Regions from separate parts of the Homo sapiens genome. Here region 1 is linked to region 2. The links are chromatin loops, found by intact Hi-C in ENCODE. Cell type or tissue: PC-3. All regions are shown on one strand.

Region 1 (2,500 bases), 51 kb after region 2:
CGTGTATGTACATTTTTCATGTAATATGTATATGACTACATGTCCTTATGTATATATTAGTCATTCATGTAAGTATATTAGGCTCAGGTAAAGCTACATAGTTTTTTATTTAAATAAAGAAAGCCTTTAAATTGAGCCATAATTTGCTGATATTATATGCTAGTTTGGCAATTTCGCCAAATTTTGCTCATTTTTTCTTTTCATTGTTTGTCAATATTTATATGGGTTACCTACCTATGTGTTGCTGCTTCAGTAAATAAGAAAAATAATAATAATTGTGAACTGTTTTTTAAGTGAACTATATGGGAAAAATGAGTCACATATCTCAAGTATAAAGATAAATTTCTGATGTAAATATCTGTGTCTATTGTCAATACTGATTTTAAAGTCTCCCTGCCCGACATTGGTCACTATAGAAACACTGTTTTTTGTCTACTTGTGTATATACATATATATATACAAATATATTATATATATGTATATATATATATACACACACACACACGTGTGTGTGTGTGTGTGTGTGTGTGTGTGTGTGTGTGTGTGATCTAGAACATGGAAATACTGCCATCTGGTGTTATATCTTAAACATTATTCAACTGCCCTTGAGAAAATTTGAAATAAATCTTCAGATTTCTAGCCCTCGGGTTTTGCTAAGCAGGGAAAGCTCTTAGTCTCAGATAAATGTGTTCTTTTGTTTCTCAAAGGAAGAGGATTCTAAATACCGTATATGTTACATTCAATTAATGAATATTTGAATTAAGAATCCAACAAAGCAGTTACAAGATCATTTCTCTTCATACAAAAGGATCCTTCTTTAAGTCTGACACTGCAAAATTTTTTTTGCTTTGATCTCATTGCACGAAAATGTTATTCAGTTAGCCCAACAATTTTGAAATTATTATTTAAAAGCTTTTAATATCATGAATGACTATTTGCATTTGTAAAGTTGGTGTTCAAAATGCTTTTCAGCTACAAGAGACAGAAAAGGGCTTATGGCCTTCAAAAGGGAAGGGATTTATCACCCATGTGTCTGCAGGCCCCTATGGCTAAAGCAGGAACCTGAATTGCCTGAGAGTCCATTTTAAGGGAATTGGATCAACCCTGTACAACCATCATCAGGGCAGTCTGGCACATGCATGGTCTTTGGAGTTAGTGTCAGAAATTGAGAAGAAACTTACAGGGAGGAAACGCTTAATCTGAGATCTTGATGATGATGATGATGATGGTGATGATGATGATGATGACGATGATGGTGATGACAAGGGCTAGAAGAAATCAGTGCCTGTAAATTCCACGCCAATACTCCATTCTGAACACCCCACATAAATAGGGAACTCAAAGCCTAAGCAACCCATCTGTCCAAATGATTTGAAAATATGCTCCAGGGACAGTGAAAAGATGCATGTTTGAAGCCTGAGTAGGATGGAGAAACCCAGAAGAGGAGCGGGAGTGTATTGGATTATGGTCGCTTTTTTTCAGGGCCCCTGACTGCTGTCATGGTGTGTGCCTTCTACAAAACTTCTCTGCTCTGCTGGTGTTTGTGTTTCTTCTAACAAGGAAAGATTTGTCCAGGGTAGCCTGGAGCATTACTGAGTGCATGGACCAAGGGAAGAGACAGACCTTTGCTGAAACCCCCAGAATCTACACTTTATTTGCTCTGGGACCTAAGTCACAAAACTTCCTAGTCGAATCCTCTGTTTTTGGATTGTCAGATGAGCACAGTGGAATAAAATGTATATGTTTGCCTTGTAAACTAAATGGGATACAACAGGCATCAATATATATGTGTTAAAAGAAAACTTTCTTTTAAGTTAATAGTAATGTATTTTTCTTTTAAGTTAATAGTAATGTATAAAATCTAATCTTGATGAGAGTAATAGTGGGTACAAAATTGGCAAAAAAAAAAAAAAAACCCCACGGTGTAATTGGCTTGATATTCCACCTGACGGAGCAGCAAAGCATAGGAAGAGGGGACTTGGGAGCTAGAAAATTCCTAATTTCCTTAGGGTTGGTCTTCTTCTTGAGTGATTCATACACCACATCCTCATTTTAAAGATAATCCTAATTAACAAGCAATAATAACTAATCAATGATTATTGTTTTAATAAACACCTATTATGCTTAATATGTGCTAGATTAGGCAATTTCATGCTGGTTTCCTCTTTTAGTACTGAGAACCAGGTGGGTGAATAATTCCTTTTCTTAGAAAGGAAGCAATTGAATAAGATATTGAGGTTTTTTGTTTTTTTTTTTTAAGAGCCTATAAAGTTTATGCAACTTCAAAGTAACAGATCTCACTGGCTTCACAGATACAAACTTTTTCAGGTTAATTCTGAAAAGTTAACTAATTGTATTTTTGCAACCAACTATGGAATATACGTGAAAAGAAAAATTGTTTTCCTCTCTTTAACGTGTATGTACATTTTTCATGTAATTTGTATATGACTACATCTCCTTATCTATATATTAGTCTTTCATGTAAGTATATTAGGCTCAG
Region 2 (2,500 bases):
TGTGCAAAGTTGAGCAATTATAAGAACAGAATTGCTTGTCTATAAAATGGAGACAAAAATTCATTCCTCATAGGGCAGTTGTGAAGATTAAAGAAGATTAGAGATGTCATGATTTTCTTCCTCTTCTCTTTCTCCCCCTCCCTTCTCCCCTCTTCTCTTCCTTTCCTGCTCCTCCTCCACATCCTCCTCCACCTCTTCTTCTTCCTCCTCTCCTCCTTATTCTCCTTTTCCTCCTCCTCATCCTCTCCTGATACTCTAATAAAGCAGTTTGCTGATTTGCTCTTCATTTGAGAAAAATAATATAACCTTATTTTGAATCTGTTTTTAGATCCACATCAAAACAATACCTTTGGAATCAGTGTAATTGCTTGCATTATATACTATAGAGTTGTTATCTTAGATCAATGCATCTCATTATTCCTTTGCTTTTTTTTTCCAGAAAACTTAACCCTCTTATCTAATACAGGAACATCTACCTTGCCAGGATGGCACCATATTTATCTTATCAGAGTCTCTGAAAAATTTTTACAGTATGCCCTTTAGAAATTATGCAAGTCATTCCATTTTTGTAGTCACTTTTGTTAAAACTTTAGACATAGCCAAATTGTTCTGCTTCTGGAGAGCATCCTGGAAAATATTTTTTTCTTCTGGGTGCCTACTAGTGACTCAAACCTGTAGTTCTGGTAGAATTTAAAAATCCTTATAGGCTGAATAACACTCCTTGTCTTGTGCTTGGTTCTTAAGCAAAAATAACTCAGGGTTCAGACTGTGTGTGCAGAGGTGTTCTCAAATGGGGGTAATGGGTTGTAATAATACAAGCAAGCCAATCTCTGTGGTGTCCATCGTTAGCAGGTTGACCAACTCCTCCTGGTTTTAAAACCTTCTCAGTCTGGTGCAAACTGGAGTTGTTGGCCATCCTACCTATTGAAAACACACTAAACACATTTCTGACTTCAAGGTTTATGATGCAACTAAAACAGGAGGCAAGAAAAGGCAAAGTAGGTGAGGTGGGGGTCCTTACTCTATTCCAAGCTTCATTATCTTCAGGGGAGGACATTATTTTTTAAGCATCCAGGGAATGGTGTATTTTTACAATGTATCAAAATAGAGCATATGTGCACATCATTAAATTTCATGAGTAGGCTATTTGCATTTCCCAAATTCTCACTTTGTATCAGGTTGACAGGTATGCAAATGGGAAAAAGACATAAAAACATATTTCAAGTTGTTGATAAGTCTTCTTAGCGTTACACTGGGGTAGACTAATGGTAATTCATGTAGAGGAAATGAGCTGTCTCCATGCCGAATGGCAGCCAGCTGAGCAGATCGCTTGCATTTCAGGTGCTACCATGTTAGGGATCCTTTGTGATTTAAAAAATTTTAAAAAGTTTCCATTTCTCTATGAAGAGTTTCCTTAGGCTACTTATATTAATAATGAGCTGCACAGTGACATCTAGTGTAGGAAGCAGAGAAAAATTAGAGACAACACATAGGTTAGTCACCATCTCATGCAATTTCCAAAAGAACATAATGAATAATACTGAGAAACAACTCTCCTTTTGCTGAACGACCATTCTCTTCCTTTCCTTAATTAGCACTAATGAACAACCTCATGGATATATGCTCAGTTAGGATATCTAACCATAGCAGGGGTTGGAGGTGGAAAATGGGGGCAGCGGGGACAATCTCCATTGATGCTATAAAGTTTAAATCTATCATATAGCTGAGACATTTTCCATCCTGGAGTTCTCTTTCAAAGAACAAATGTCTGATGGGGAACAGAAAGGGAAGATTGTTGCATGAACTCACATGTCTATGGTGTTTCTGACCACCACAGACAGTAGTGATTCACAGCTGAGTGTGTTGGATAGGAGTGGATTAATCTTTGGGGGATGCCACTATCTGTATAGGGCTGGCGGACGTGAGAAGCACAACAGGAAATGCAGGAGTATCTTGCAAGGTATGACGCACGGGGAAATGGGGAGCAGAAAGTGCAGGAGAGGCATTGTCAACACAAACTTTACTCACCTCATAATTTTGATCTAGGGTCAGCATAACTCAGCCTTGTTTAGTATGAGTCATCCCCAGTATTAGTATTATTTTGGTGAACATAACACACCAAAACCATTTAAGAAGTACCTAACTTACATGCAGCCTTGCAAATGCAACCTAATATCCTGTTTTCCAGAGTTTACAAAGTTAATGGGCAACAGTCCATTTTTTTCACAGCTCTCCTCTCTGGCCTCTGCACTCTGACCCGCCAGCCCTTATTCTGCTGCTCAGCACAGCAGTGTGTTCCCATCACAAGGCCTTTGCACTTACTGCTCCCATCACATGGGGTGCTGGCCCTGCTGGTTTCATATGGCTGCACTCAAGTCACCATTATGGTCTTTGCTCAGACTATGCTTCAGAAAAGCCTGTGTGATCAGCACTGGAGGTACAGTAGCCATCCCCTTCACAGGAGCATACATTGTTTATTTTTTAACACTTTACTGAAATA

Evidence for each region. Peaks named below come from ENCODE experiments on the same cell type or tissue, not always from the same donor. Only the 100,000 strongest peaks of a DNase experiment are listed, where the experiment ranks them.
Region 1: a loop joins it to region 2, with 8 times the contacts of the local background. A loop is called at or near these places in 6 of 110 quality-filtered maps.

What each region holds. Positions count from the first base shown.
Region 1 is chrX:8,817,451-8,819,950 of GRCh38, reverse strand. No RefSeq gene overlaps it. Among named protein-coding and RNA genes, the nearest start is that of FAM9A, 17 kb to the right of the region's middle. In PC-3, no CTCF peak of the experiment used is centred here; no DNase peak of the experiment used is centred here.
Region 2 is chrX:8,868,073-8,870,572 of GRCh38, reverse strand. No RefSeq gene overlaps it. Among named protein-coding and RNA genes, the nearest start is that of LINC03114, 58 kb to the left of the region's middle. In PC-3, a CTCF peak has its summit at 1,465 (motif pointing left); a DNase peak (open chromatin) is centred at 1,952; H3K4me3 peaks cover 1,101 bases; H3K27ac peaks cover 1,965 bases.